4 separate regions of the Homo sapiens genome follow, and regions 1, 2 and 3 are each linked to region 4. Evidence: chromatin contacts called from ENCODE Hi-C or POLR2A ChIA-PET data. All regions are on one chromosome and are shown on one strand. The core of a region is the stretch at or near the end of the contact, and the rest is flanking DNA. Distances in the headings are between cores, read along the strand shown. Region 1 overlaps CDH23 (cadherin related 23). Region 2 has its middle 44 kb from the start of SPOCK2. Region 3 overlaps CDH23 (cadherin related 23). Region 4 overlaps PSAP (prosaposin).

The links. A loop is a pair of places that touch in the nucleus more often than their neighbours do. ChIA-PET counts read pairs that join two places held with the same protein, here RNA polymerase II (POLR2A). Pooled maps may share reads with other maps.
Region 1: a map with no recorded cell type shows a loop between it and region 4 (2.4-fold over the local background). The contact joins two enhancer-like sites. A Hi-C loop is called at or near these places in 2 of 37 single-sample maps with no recorded cell type and 5 of 50 pooled maps.
Region 2: a loop to region 4 is called in a map of dorsolateral prefrontal cortex, with 2.1 times the contacts of the local background. The contact joins two enhancer-like sites. A Hi-C loop is called at or near these places in 1 of 168 maps with a recorded cell type or tissue (dorsolateral prefrontal cortex), 1 of 37 single-sample maps with no recorded cell type and 4 of 50 pooled maps. POLR2A ChIA-PET finds 5 or more read pairs at or near these places in 2 of 52 experiments (MCF 10A and activated CD4-positive, alpha-beta T cell).
Region 3: a loop to region 4 is called in a pooled map, with 2.3 times the contacts of the local background. The contact joins two enhancer-like sites. A Hi-C loop is called at or near these places in 2 of 168 maps with a recorded cell type or tissue (CD8-positive, alpha-beta T cell and mammary epithelial cell), 3 of 37 single-sample maps with no recorded cell type and 13 of 50 pooled maps. POLR2A ChIA-PET finds 5 or more read pairs at or near these places in 2 of 52 experiments (B cell and HEK293).

What each region holds. Positions count from the first base shown.
Region 1 is chr10:71,619,892-71,623,508 of GRCh38, reverse strand. All of the region lies in intron 11 of CDH23 (cadherin related 23), which reads right to left. Among named protein-coding and RNA genes, the nearest start is that of C10orf105, 98 kb to the left of the region's middle. RefSeq lists an enhancer at 698-1,301. Within about 2 kb of position 2,173, at least 12 of the 41 ENCODE cell types and tissues checked have a DNase peak (open chromatin) inside an H3K27ac peak, as active enhancers do.
Region 2 is chr10:72,042,727-72,046,329 of GRCh38, reverse strand. No RefSeq gene overlaps it. Among named protein-coding and RNA genes, the nearest start is that of SPOCK2, 44 kb to the left of the region's middle. Within about 2 kb of position 1,394, at least 14 of the 41 ENCODE cell types and tissues checked have a DNase peak (open chromatin) inside an H3K27ac peak, as active enhancers do; they include dorsolateral prefrontal cortex, where a contact is called at or near this core.
Region 3 is chr10:71,603,451-71,607,276 of GRCh38, reverse strand. All of the region lies in intron 9 of CDH23 (cadherin related 23), which reads right to left. Among named protein-coding and RNA genes, the nearest start is that of CDH23-AS1, 93 kb to the right of the region's middle. Within about 2 kb of position 2,541, at least 2 of the 41 ENCODE cell types and tissues checked have a DNase peak (open chromatin) inside an H3K27ac peak, as active enhancers do.
Region 4 is chr10:71,815,930-71,819,068 of GRCh38, reverse strand. It overlaps PSAP (prosaposin), which reads left to right. Exons shown (of 14, transcript NM_002778.4): 12 at 1-38; 13 at 345-452; 14 at 1,593-2,771. The coding sequence ends at 1,628. CDH23 (cadherin related 23) reads right to left here. Exons shown (of 70, transcript NM_022124.6): 70 at 3,122-3,139. Among named protein-coding and RNA genes, the nearest start is that of MIR7152, 27 kb to the right of the region's middle. Within about 2 kb of position 1,250, at least 13 of the 41 ENCODE cell types and tissues checked have a DNase peak (open chromatin) inside an H3K27ac peak, as active enhancers do; they include dorsolateral prefrontal cortex, where a contact is called at or near this core.

The DNA.
Region 1 (3,617 bases), core at 924-3,423, 200 kb after region 4:
TGGGGCTCCCAGTAACAGAAAAACGCCTTCCTGTGCCTGACAAAGCCCTGCCTGCCCCCGATGAGGCTGCAGCCTGGCCTCCTGACACCTCCATCCTCTTGAGCTCTGTCCTGGACATCCACAAGAGCCTCTTTTCTGCTCCTTGAAAATGCCAGGCCATTTCCCTTTTGGGGATCTCTGCCCTTGTAGGGGAGCGTCTGCTGCCAGAAATGTTTTGCCTCCACAGCTCTGCATGGCTGCACCTTCCATGCCACTTAACCTCAGCTCCAACAGCACCTTTCTGAAGGCTTTCTGGGACCACAGTCAGGAATCACCCTATCCCACCCTGTCACTCACTCACCCTGTTTATAGAGTTCTGAACATCCATTTCTACTGCAATTCTGTCTCCCCACTGGAAGGAAATATAAGCTCTGGGAGGGCAGAGGCTACATCTTCAGCTCAGTCCCCCCAGGACCTAGCACAGTGGCAGGCACATAGTTGGTGCACATAACACTTGTTGCTTGAATTAATAACTAACCCCCAACCTGCGTAAGTTTCAGCATAGTCCCTCAGGAAGGCCAGGGGTTCGGCAAATTAATGAGGCCCGAAGGCCTTTCTGAAATATTCCAATTCCCAGAAGCAGCCAGAATCTGGCAGCTGAGGCCTCTCTGGGGTGGGGAAGAGAGTGGTGTCCCAATCCCTACCCCGATCCCTCTCCTCTGCACAAAATATTCTCAAGGACAGCAGCAAGTGTGTTCTGAGAAGCTGGGGGTCAGGAGTGAGGCAGAGGAAAGTGGATCAAATGCTCCCAGCTCTGGAGAAGGAAGGCAGGACATCCGCAAATGGTATTTCTCCTGACAGCGGATGAGAGGAACTGTCAGTTTTCAGCTATCTGGGTCAGCGGGGAGGGGTCGTGCATAATGAAACAACTATTTAAGAACAATACCCCTTGCTGGGATTTGTAAGGCACCCAGAGGTGTGGATGGTCTCCGAGCCACCCTGCCTCCGTCCCCCGCCCCCTTCTGCTAGTCTGACTCTTCGGAGGGGGATGCCACACAGAGGTAATCCACTGGCGCCTAAGTGGAGGAACGTTTTCTAGGACAACTGAACAGAAAATTCCAACCCGCGCAACAAACTGTCCCCATGCAGAAGGGAAAACAGGACTGCCAGTGGCTGACTCAGCTTCCAGGCATGTTAATGAGGTGAGGCAGGGGAGGGCTGCAGGCAAGGCCAGGAGAGGAAAAGTTGACCCAAGTGGAGAAAATACAAAGAATATGTTGGGGGCAAGGGCGGCACAGGGGGTTTAAGGATATATACATTATAGGACTCCAGGTGGGTGAGTGAGTTGCCGATTCACCGTGGCTCCCCAGAACACCAAGGAAGACACAAGAAAACGCCCAGCCACCAGGTGCAGGGGAATGAGGCTGCCACAACCTTTAATTTGAAACTCAGAGATGAGCTCCCAACACCAAGGCTGACTTCTGGGGCTTCTGCCTTTTGGATTTTTTTTTTTCTGATTTGCATCACAACCAGCTATTTGCATCTCAACTGTCACAAGGTACAAATGGGTTGTTGCTGGTTTCAGCCCACCCTGTCCTTTCCTTCCCTGGTGTCTGTGGGTTTTCTATAGCCAGGCAAAGGAAAAGAAATTACTCAGTGAGACTTGACAATGTGAATGGAGTCCTTGGGAGACAGAAAGGACTGCTTTCAAGCACCTTTGTTGTTGTGAATGGTCTAGCAGAGTCTGAGACTCAGTGAGAGACTGAGCAGAATCTTCGATCTGGTGGCGGCAGTGAATTCGATTAGCATCCTCATTAGGAGAGACTGCCACAGAGTTCCTATGGAGAGGTTACACTGCTTCTTCCTTCCCTTTCTGTTTTGCATCAGCTCCCTCGACTGCCCCGCAGAGGATTTCTGAGGTCATCCTTGCTACACAAACTCAGCCAGACCTGGTTTGGAAAAAGCCCTGGGCCATCTCGCTGATACTTGGGCATTTAACCATGCATTAACTCAACCAATGCTCATTTCCAGAGTGCCATCAACGTTCCAGGCAGAGCATGAGGGCCTGGATTACACTGGTGAGCCAAACTAAGCATGCCCCACCCCCGTGCACCATTCAGTGCAATCAGGAGTTAGATTTAGTGGGATCCTCACACTAATCGTGGGCATGTGAGAGTCACGTGGCTCCACAGAGCCTGGGACAGAGGGTTCTGACTGCTCTGCTGGCTCCCTTCCCTTCAGAGAATTTACTCAACGAACACATTTTCCTGCCACACCAAGCAAATCCAGAGTCACCTTCAACCCAGACACAAATCCCAACAGATGTATTTTTTCCTCAGAAATGGACTGGCAAGAAACAACACTTTTCTAAAAATCTTTTCTCTAACAGTTGCCTGATTTCTCTTTGTGGTTCCCTGATTTTTCTGGCTCTGGACACTCAGGCAATGTTTAACTGCTTTTGCAGTCCTTCTTTTGCTCCTGTTGACAATGTGGCTAAATGCTACACGGGGGTCCCTGGGCCTGATCCTCCATCATGATGGGGCCTCCCCTATATCCAAGACTGGTCCTCTGATGCATTCACCCGGCCAGCTCCGGATTCCTCCAGAGAAGAACATGAGATACACGAGAGCAGGGCTGGGCCGAAAGCAACTCATCCCTCCCTCTTATTGAGGAATGAGCCCGGTGCCACATGAGGGATGGTTTGGGGGCCGCCCCATCTGGAGGCTGGAAAATGGCCAAGGTGACCTCAGGGTTGGGTGGCCTGGGCTCCTGGGCTGCCTCTCCTCATTGGCTCTGTCTCTGCAAGTTATTGTGCCCTGGAGAAGAGGAGGCCAGGCCTGCACTGTCAGAGACACTGACCAGCTCCCTTGGGAAAACAGCCATGGAGAGCAGGGAATGGTCCCTGGTGGGGTTGGGTGCCCTGACTGCAGCGGGTGTGCCAATGGCTGAGCCTGGGTGGGGGGCGGTCACTAGAGGCGGGTTGGACCCAGATACTCCTGGGCATTCCTGCAGACATTTCAGAAAGTGCTTCTAGCAAAGGCAGCCTGAGATAAAATCGGAGGTGTCAGGGTTACATTGCCCCCAACCAGTTGGGGTGAGCAGTCCTGGGGGGTTCCGGCCTTACATCTGGTGGCACTCGCTGGACTCAGGCCTGGTCAGGAGCTGCGGCTCCTGAATGATGACAACGGCTAACGTACTGGGCGCTGTGCCACGCCCTGTACATGCCTCCTTCTCTGTGGCAGAGACAACTACTCGGCACCTTCCCCACGCTTCCTGGCCTGCTGGTGGTGAGGTGGGGGCACATAACTAGTTCTGGCCAATAGTCATTGGGTAGAAGTCACGGAGCCACTTCTGGGATGAAGCACAGAAGAGCTGGTACTTAGCCTTCCAGCTGCCTCTTCCCTGCTGCAGGGACCGAGGGACCTGCAGATCATGCTCCTCAGCCACTACACGGGGTAGGGTTTCCCTGTCCACCTGTGCTAGCCTAGTCGTCCACGTGAGAAATCAACTTTTATGTGGGGCCTAACTTGTTACTGCAATATAAGCTGATGGATGCATTCTCTTTCTTTTCTATTTGTTTTTTTAAACAAATGAACAAAGTGAGGCTCATTACTTTACCTGAGGTCACACAGCTAGTA
Region 2 (3,603 bases), core at 145-2,644, 230 kb before region 4:
ATATGTTCTGTAGATTTTCCTCTGAGGTTGGTGGAAAAGCCCTCCTAGGCTTGGGTGGAGTGAACAGCTTTCTGTATATTCTGATTTCAGTAACCTCCAAATATTCTTCTACTTGTGCCAGACAGTCGACAACTCTTGGCTGACTCTTTGCGATGTTGCTACCTGTCCTTCTTATGAAGAAGCGAACAGCGAGTGTCTGACCCCATCTCACTCTATCCTATTTTGAAGAAATGAGTCAGCCCCTTTCCTGAATGGGGCCAGCCGAGGGAGGCTGCCAGGTGTTCCCCTGGACAGATGGATTGTCTGATATTTGCAGATGCCTCAGCCCCTCATCGAGGCTTCCCTGCACCCTGTCCTCACACTCTATGAGCCAGCCTCCTTCCCAGTTGCCCTGCCTCTCCAGAGAACTCTCTACCCTCTTTAATGCCAAAAGCAGTCACTTATTTTCTCCTATGAACACTGGGAAATAGTAACTGACCACATTTTTGGTTTTGCTTTGGTTGCTTGAAGATGTATGGCCACAGTTGTGGCTTACCATGATAAGGGCATAGATCACGCTGGTAGAAGAATGATGAAAAAATACACAATTCTAATACTCAGAGATAAGGACACTTTGAAGTTTGTGGTACAGCCTCCCAGACTACACACATACGTAAAAGTGGGATTTTACAATACATAGAGTTTATACTGTGACTCTTGACTTCTTGGAGGCCATAGTCATTTCAAGAAGGTCATGAGACTTCTAGCTCCCTTTGAGGAAAAATCCTCTTAGGCCTATACATACAAACTTGCCATTAGGTTCTATAAATACATAAGTAGTAAATTAATTAGGTTCTATACCTATAACTTCAGTATTAATCACTGCATAATAAATATTATGAATTGAATTGTGTGGCTATATTGTAATTTATTTAATCAATTCCCTATCATTGAACATTTACATGGCTTCTGATGTTCCTCTGTTTTAAACTATACTCAAAATCTCGACCTGGTGTGGTGGCGTGCACCTATAGTCTCTACTAAGGAGGCTGAGGCAGGGAGACTGCTTGAGCCCAGGAGTTTGAGGCTGCAGTGAGCTAGGATCCCACCACGGCACTCCAGCCTGAGCAACAGAGTGAAACCCTGTCTCTTAAAAAAAAAAAAAAAAGTCATTCTGAGCATTTCATCCGAGTCTTCATTTACACTGGTTGCATCTGATGTGTCCTTGTAGCTGCTTTAGATCTTCTCTGGAACAAGGCAGGGCATGTTTAAATACATGCAGTGTTTTAAAAATGAGAAATACACCTTGGAACTGTCCCTAGCTGTGGCCCCAGGCGGATCCCGGTCCTGCCTCACCCACAGCTCCAGGAGGCCTGCGGAAGCAGGACTGGGCCCTGTTTCCAGGCAGCACGCGTCAGTGGTGCCTGTGATACATGCTGCCTGGCCAGAGAAGCAGTGACTTATGTTGTGGGTTGAGGAAGAACAGGGGCTGTGTGTTCATTCCTGGATTCAGGACCTCGCAGAGCTGGGTGGGGAGGGGGCTGGGAACGTGGCAGAGGCTGGCTGTCGGTCCTGTTTACCTCCTGGATGAGCAGGAGGGGGAAGCAGCTGGCTTCCAAGGGCCAGGGTGCACCAGCCGGCTGGTTCATGTGTCCACAAAGGCGGCCCTTCAGCAGCGGGCAGGGACTGTGTCCTCGTGCCTGCCAGCAGTGTCTGGAGGCTGCCCGTGGAGGTGGGTAGGGCCCAACACAAACAGCCACCAGAGAAAGGGGCCTTTATGGCCAGTGGAGGACGGCTGCTGGACTGCAGGGAGGATGCCAGCACCGTGCGGCCAGGGAAGTGGCCAGCAGGTGCTGCTCCAGGCCGTCCTGGCATGGTTGCACCAGGGCATTTGGGAAGAGGCTGTGTGCAGTGCTATGGGTCAGGGGCTTGTCTGCACTTCCTTCCTTCCTCCCTCCTTCCTTCCTTCTTGCCCTCCTTTCTTTCCTGTCTGTCTCCCTTTCATTTTTTTGTGGGGGGTGGTTCTTTCATCATTTTTCTTTCTTTCTTTTCTTTCTTTTTTTCTTTTCTTTTTTTTTTTTTTGAGACAGAGTCTCGCTCTGTTGCCCAAGCTGGAGTGCAGTGGCAAGATCTTGGCTCACTGCAACCTCCACCTCCCAGGTTCAAGCGATTATCCTGCCTCGGCCTCCTGAGTAGCTGGGATTACAGGCACCTGTCACCATGCCCAGCTAATTTTTGTATTTTTAGTAGAGATGGGGTTTCACCATATTGGCCAGTCTGATCTCAAACTCCTGACCTCAGGTGATTCACCTGCCTTGGCCCCCAAAGTGCTGGGATTACTGGCGTGAGCCACTGCATCGGGCCATGAGCTTCTTTTCAAATGGTGACTGGGCTGCTGATTTTCCTGTTGTCAATTTCCATTGTACATGCCTCTGGGGAACCCTCGTGGAGTAGGGGAGCTTGGTCCTGTTCACTTTCTTGCTGGGTGACACTTTCTTGCACTGATTGTCCATTTCTTCAGGGCTCAAGGATTGACAGTGTCACCTTTCAGGGTTGTTGTAAGGTAGTATCAGCTCGCAAAGCGCCATTGCCCTCAATCATCCTGACCACCTTTGCCTTTCATAGGCCCTGCCTCATCTAATTAGAGCACCCTCGTGAGATAGGGATGGCCGTTTCATCTATATTGCAGATAAGAAAACAGACCCAGAGAGGTTAAGCTGCTTGCCCAAAGTCACCCAGCAAGTAGACAGCACAGCCAGGATCCAAACCCAAGTGTGAGTTCTGAACTCAGCTCCTAACCACAGCGGAACCTCCCCCTCGGCGCCCCGTGTCACCTCTGCACGGATGCTCCCCTGCCTCTATCAGCCCCAGGAAAGCCCCTCTTCTCCTCCTTTCCCCAGAGACCCTTTCTCACCCAGCCTATCTCTCTCCCTTCCCTGCCAGCCCTGCAGGAGAGTGAGGACAGTAGGCTCCTGCCTGCCAGAGCTCACCCCAAACAGCTTCCTTACTGTTCAGCCAAGGAAACTGAGGCCCAGAGAGGGCTAAGGACTCATCCCAATCACACAGCAAATTGGCAACAGAGAACCAGAGCCCAGGCCTCCTGACCCCTTCCTCATTAGAACATTCTTTGCATTCCCCGTAGAGTTCATTGGGAACTGCTGAGGAATCTGTACCAGTTTGACCTGAATATGAAGGCATGTTACTTTCCACCCAAACACTGCTATCAGCTGGGGAAAGCCAAATGCCCCAATTTCTACCCCTTGGAGATATCTTGAGAAGATTCTCTGTTTTTCTGCTGACATAGTTTTCTGAATGAGTCCTGTCTAATTTAAAGTGCTGGTCTTGTTCCTGATTGGGCATTGCTTCTGCACGCCCTAGTGGGGGTCAGAGCTGAACCCTCACGGTGAGGGGTCTCTGACACTGAGGGGGCTCCTTCCATCTTTGTTTTGCTTGTTGCTGGGGACAGGAGCAGACTCGGGATGCAGGGGACACTCATGGGTTGTGGGTGGCTGAACTCTGATGTCCCAGCTGCTGGGGCCCTGCAGCTATGGGGGTCTCTTTGTAGATGGGCTGCATGGCCTGCATGGGCAGTGCCCAACTTCATGGCAGCCCCCCTGTGCTGAG
Region 3 (3,826 bases), core at 1,292-3,791, 210 kb after region 4:
TGTCTTCCCTGCCAGGTGTAGCCCATTAAGCAGCTGTGTGTGGGCAGCCTAAGCCCCCGCCCCTGGGGCAGGCTGGCTTGCAGGCCCATCGCTGTCCAGCGGAGCCATATCATTCTGACTGGTATAGAGTTGTATCACTGTATAATGAAAATTGGGAGTCAGTATGAGATATGGGCCTTGAGCAAGACATCTTATGAATTAAAAATCGTTACTTAGCTGCCTGATGACAAAAGGGGCCTGCATCCTGGATGGCATCTGGGCTGGGCTACATTCAACAGCCCCACGATCAACATATGGCAGCCAGCGGTGTGGGTTACCTCGGCTTTCAACCAGGAGAGGGGACCAGCCTGCCGAGAGTCTGCTGCCGCATAAGGATCCTGGGTCAGTCGGGGTGGGGGAAGACCGCCCCTCCCCAAAGCTTCCCAAGCTGCCTGGAGCCTCTTCCTGCAGGTCTCTTCTGTGTGCATTCAGGCCTCCATTCAAATGTCACTCCTCAGATTCCTCCCCAGTTACCCCCACCTTCCCACCCTCACCCCTGTCACTCTCTCTCCATTATCCTCTTTTATTTCTTTCAAAGCACTTCTACTTTCTGAACCTCTCTTCCATCTGTTTATGTGTTTCTTATTGTCTGTTTCTCCCTACTGGAATGTAAGCCCCAGGAGGGCAGGACTGGTTTCCCCAAGTGCCCAGCAGATGCCTAGCAGGTGATCAATCAATGTTTTCTGAATGGATGAATGGGCCACAGCAGGAATGTCTGAGGGCCACTCTGAGACTGGTCCAAAAGGCTGAGGAGCAGAGTGATACTGGGGTGACTCCTGATGTCACACATCATAAAGACACCACAGCTGCACTAGGGCCCACGAGGAGGGATCAGCCAATTAGTAATTCCAGTTGGGGCTGTAATACCCTCCTGATGCAGCCACAGTGCTATGTTTGTTTGAGCTGAGCCATCTCAGTTAATTAGTTATTACTGTCCAGTCAGGGTAAGACAAACTTCCAGTCCCTCAAGTAGGTGTGAACGGCAGTCCGCTTGTCTTACAGGCATTTTACACCACAACAGTTTTTATCAAGCTCACTTAAACCAACAAATTATAACCTCTCCTAATAAGGCTACAAACTGGACCCTGATTAATTTGCTAATAACTGGCTCCAGTTTATGAAGCATTAACTTGAGTAGCCAAAGATAGTGAAATCTATCATGCCAGTTTGCTAAGGGTCAAGCCACACTCTTCCACCCACAGCAATGCACTGTGCATGGCTCCCTGTAAAATGGAAAGCCTCAGAGAGGCGGCCCCTGGTCCTCTGAGGATGTTTTGATGGGGACCAGAAAGACATCACCAGGGACTATGGCTGAAATAAGAACCTATTTCCTGAAAAACCTTTACACTGCCATGGAGAGAATTTCTTCAAAGGGAATAATCATGAATGTGCCCATAAATGCAGTCACCAGGATGTTCACCATAGTGCTGTTTAGTAAGAAAAACTGGAGGTAACCTAGATGTCCAACAATAGGGGATTCATTAAATAAGTTATGATATGAAATGCAGCAAGCCACTAAAACGTTGCAGAAGAGATGCTTGTAACTTGAAAAAACAGATGTGTTTATGATGTGTTTTAAAAAAGGACAATGATCAGCACAGTTCCATAAGATACTTTTTTTGGCTTAAAAAATGTGCACATAGAAAAAAGGAATGAAATGTTAGCAAAATGTGAACACAGATTATCTGAGTGATAGTGCTAGGACAGAGGTTTTCAGACTCAGCACTGTGGCATTTGGGGCTGGATAATTCTTTGTTGTGGGAGGCAGTCCTGTGCATTGTGAGTTGTTCAGCAGCACCCCTGGCCTCTACCCACTAGATGCTGGTAGCACTTTCCCCCAGATATGACAATCAAAATAATCTCCAGACATTGCCAAATGTCTCCTGAGAGGCACAATCGCCCCAATGAAGAACCATTGCTCCAGCCATTTCAACTTTCTCTTTTGATTGATCTGAATTACATTTGTTGTCTTTCTTTTTTTTTTTAAAAAAAAAAGGTCAATACAAGTTCCTTTAAAAAATAATCCCCAAAGTTCTACAACTTCCTAGTGGTGACAGTTGTACAACACTGTGAATGTAATTAATGCCGCGGAATTGCACACTTTAAAATGGTAAATTTTACGTTATTCATATTTTACTGCACCAAAATACCCCCCAGTGTTTGATGGTGTGTGTCTTTGTGTTCCAAGTTGGTGCTAGATGCAGGCTGCTTTGCAAACTGATTCATTTTAATGTGTAATTCTTCCTCTCCCTGGGTTACCACAATTACTAACAACAATTCACCAGATTTAATCTCCCTGAGGGCAGGGGCCTTTCCCGCCCTGGTCTTGCTACATCAGCTAGGATGAAGGAAGGAATTTGCTCACAGAGGAGCTGCGAGGCACTGGAAAGGTGAGGTCTCTGCTTCCAAGTGGCATCTAGTCTAGATGAGGAAATAGGACCTGTGCCAAAAGGGGCCCAGTCCTGCTGAGGGCAGCTTGCCAGGCCCTGGAAGATTCTGCAGGAGGCTGGAGGAGGAGGGCAGGGCTGGGGTAAGTATGGAGGAAGAGGGCACTCCTGCTGGGGAGACTGGCCTGAGCAAAAGGGTGGAGGTGGGACCATGGCTTCCCAGGTGGGGAGCCAGCAGGAGAAGCAGAGAGTTCACAGGAAGCTGTCAGGAGAGGCTGATGCCCAGAGGAGGAAGCAGTTTGGATTTTTGTCTGGCTCTGAGGAGCTCCTGCAGGGGTTGGGCTGGAGGCAGGAAAGCCTGCTGGTGACGAGGGCATGGACTGGGTGATGGCAGAGAGAAAAGGGGCAATAACAAGGGCTGACGTTTCTTGTGGGCCCGCTGCGTGGCAGACGAGGTGCTCAGCACTTCATGTGAGTTGGTCAGCTACTCCTCAAGGCCTCCTCCTGTGAGGGCATCGTCATTATTCCACTCTTAGCTTTTAAAATTCTTTTTATTTATTTTTTATTTTTAGAGACAGGATCTCACCCTGTCACCCAGCCTGGAGTGCAGTGGCACAATCAGCTCATTGCAGCCTCAAACTCCTGGGCTCAAGGGATCCTCCTGCCTCAGCCTCCCATGTTGCTTAGATTACAGGCATGAGCCACCATGCCTGGCCTTCCATTATTATTGTTATTCCCATTTTACAGGTGAGAAAACAGAGGCACAGAGAGATTAAATGATTTGCCTGAAGTCACACCACTGGCCAGTCACAGAGCCAGGATTCCAGGCCAGCCTGTCTGCCTCTAGAGACTACAGGCTTAGTCCACATGCTGCTTGCCCCTGAGAGATGGGGAAGATGCGTGCTTCTGCCTGTTGACCAAGCGCTTCACATGTTTGTTCACATGCACGACCTCACTGGATCCACAAAATACCGTGTGAAGCCAGCACTGCTACCCATTTATCAGATGAGGAAACTGAGGCACTGTCAGGTGAAGTGACATGTCCAAGGATACATGGTTACTAAGTGACCATGCTGGGATTAGAACCTGGGTCTTTTGGGTCTCACATAGCCCTCATGGCTGCCATGGGCCTTGCCTCTCCTGTGTGGGACTGGTGCTCCCTCAGCCCTGGGGCCCGGAGTCTGGCCAGGAGGTGAGCAAGGTGAGGAAAAGGAGAGCAGGAAAAGGAGGCCCCCCCTGCTGCCTGCTTGGCACCCGGTTACCTCCGGGGCCTGGGGCAGGTAGGCCCAAACACCCATGCTTCCCTTCAACTGGGGTCTCTCCTTGGGCTAAGAGTGGGAGCCAAGGTGCCCCAGGTCCCCCAGCCTGTGCCTCCCAGAGGGCTGGCTGTCTGTTCTGCC
Region 4 (3,139 bases), core at 1-2,500:
TCCTGGTGGAGGTGATGGATCCTTCCTTCGTGTGCTTGGTGAGCCTCACTGGGTGGTGTGGTCCTCTCGGGCAGCTGTAACCTGGGGGGCTGCAGAGACCCGGAAGGGTTGCTCTGAGACTTGGCCGTGGGGTGGAGTCTCTGGGTTCTGCTGCGGGAGAGCCAAGAAGGTAGGGAGCCAGCCCCCCAAGCCCCATCGCTTTCCTCAGCAACCCTGATGTTCTGAAAGAGCGTGGTGGAGCTGTGATCCTAGCTCCTTCTGGAAACTGTTTTCTTAGTTTTGAAAGCGATACATCGGGCAGCTCTCATTCTCCCCCTTTCTTCTTTCCTTTTCTCACCATATAGAAAATTGGAGCCTGCCCCTCGGCCCATAAGCCCTTGTTGGGAACTGAGAAGTGTATATGGGGCCCAAGCTACTGGTGCCAGAACACAGAGACAGCAGCCCAGTGCAATGTGAGTAGCTCAGCAGACAGTGTCACCAGCCTGTCTTGCCCTGGGGTAGCCTGTGTGAGAATCCTGCTTTAATGGGAACCCAGTGATCAACTCTCCACCCTGCTTTTATGTTATCAGAAAGCTGAGGCCCAGAGAGGTGGTTAGGCTTACTCATGGTCCCCTAGAAAAGACAGGGTGAACTACACTCTTGTAGTGAAGGGTGGGGTGGATTTTATTTATTTATTTTTTTTAGTATTTTTTTGCTTCTGCTTTGTTGCTTTTGTCTTCATTTCCCTTGTGACAGTGTCAGACTTGTACAAGGTCACTCCAGGGATTGTACAAGGTCTGTGGGATTCATTGCCCAGAGCTTTGCCCAGGTCCTGTCCCCCGGGAACATGTTTGCCCTTGCTGAAGCCGGGCCCGAGTCCTCACTCAAGGCCCTGAGAACTGGCCCCTGCCCAGCAGCCCTAGGGCACTGTGGCCCTGGCCTGGCCTGGCAGCCACCAGTTGGGTGACTTGTGCTGCTTCCCTGGGTGGGGATGTTTGGTTCGGTCCCTGTTACTTAATGTTGCTTTGTGCAACTTTTCCTTCCTCACCGGGCTTCCCTGTGACCATGTCAGTGGCGGTTGTGTCATTTCGGACCACTGCAGGGAGGGGCAGGGGGCCCCCATTCTGGCCATGTCCAGCTCTTTCCTCCAGCTAGGCTCCAGCCCATCTCCACCGCCAGCCCCACCCCACAGCTGGTTCTGCTGCTGTCCTGGGGAAATGTGGGCCTGCTTCTCAAGGCCCGAGCTGGTGTGTAGCCTAACTCAGGCAAGGAGGTTCTGCCTGGGAGTTAGTGTGCAGGCTGCTAGCAGGACGCTGGGTGCCGGGTGCAGGTAGATGAAGGGTCCTGAGCCCTGCCTGCGTGGGTACTCATCTGCAAACTGCTGCAGGCATCTGCTGCTCTGGACTCGTGCCTTAGAAGTTCCCAAAACTCTGATGGCCACGTGTTCCCTGTTTTTAAGTGAGATCCTGTCCTGGGTCTTCAGCATCTGGTGCCATCCAGCTGACCTAGGACAAGAGAACAGGTCCTGTTTTGGGGTGATATCTGATACATTGATGGGCCGGGAACGGAGTTTTTCATCCGAAGACTAAACTCAGCTTCCTCTCTCCTACCAGGCTGTCGAGCATTGCAAACGCCATGTGTGGAACTAGGAGGAGGAATATTCCATCTTGGCAGAAACCACAGCATTGGTTTTTTTCTACTTGTGTGTCTGGGGGAATGAACGCACAGATCTGTTTGACTTTGTTATAAAAATAGGGCTCCCCCACCTCCCCCATTTCTGTGTCCTTTATTGTAGCATTGCTGTCTGCAAGGGAGCCCCTAGCCCCTGGCAGACATAGCTGCTTCAGTGCCCCTTTTCTCTCTGCTAGATGGATGTTGATGCACTGGAGGTCTTTTAGCCTGCCCTTGCATGGCGCCTGCTGGAGGAGGAGAGAGCTCTGCTGGCATGAGCCACAGTTTCTTGACTGGAGGCCATCAACCCTCTTGGTTGAGGCCTTGTTCTGAGCCCTGACATGTGCTTGGGCACTGGTGGGCCTGGGCTTCTGAGGTGGCCTCCTGCCCTGATCAGGGACCCTCCCCGCTTTCCTGGGCCTCTCAGTTGAACAAAGCAGCAAAACAAAGGCAGTTTTATATGAAAGATTAGAAGCCTGGAATAATCAGGCTTTTTAAATGATGTAATTCCCACTGTAATAGCATAGGGATTTTGGAAGCAGCTGCTGGTGGCTTGGGACATCAGTGGGGCCAAGGGTTCTCTGTCCCTGGTTCAACTGTGATTTGGCTTTCCCGTGTCTTTCCTGGTGATGCCTTGTTTGGGGTTCTGTGGGTTTGGGTGGGAAGAGGGCCATCTGCCTGAATGTAACCTGCTAGCTCTCCGAAGGCCCTGCGGGCCTGGCTTGTGTGAGCGTGTGGACAGTGGTGGCCGCGCTGTGCCTGCTCGTGTTGCCTACATGTCCCTGGCTGTTGAGGCGCTGCTTCAGCCTGCACCCCTCCCTTGTCTCATAGATGCTCCTTTTGACCTTTTCAAATAAATATGGATGGCGAGCTCCTAGGCCTCTGGCTTCCTGGTAGAGGGCGGCATGCCGAAGGGTCTGCTGGGTGTGGATTGGATGCTGGGGTGTGGGGGTTGGAAGCTGTCTGTGGCCCACTTGGGCACCCACGCTTCTGTCCACTTCTGGTTGCCAGGAGACAGCAAGCAAAGCCAGCAGGACATGAAGTTGCTATTAAATGGACTTCGTGATTTTTGTTTTGCACTAAAGTTTCTGTGATTTAACAATAAAATTCTGTTAGCCAGATCTGGGCCTAATGTTTCTGTGACCCTTCAGCTGGAAGAGTTTGTTCCTCTCTGATGAGCTCTGAGCCCATGACACCTTTGGGGCCCAGCACTCCCATGACCCATCTTGGCCAGAGAATGAAAGCAAAGTGGATAAAGGAAGATCCCACCTCATCCTCCCCAAGACTCAGGGCCAGCAGTAGGTCAGGCGCACCTGAAGGTCGGCTCTGCTCTTCACCTGCCCCTGTCCCTGCTCCCTAGAGGCCAGAGTCAGAGCACGTTGCCAGTTCCTTGAGAGTTGCCTTGATTTTTAAACAAACCATTCCAGAAACTTGTAGTGAGTACCAGTTAAACAAAACCAAGGGGAAACTATTGAGGGAATAACTTAAT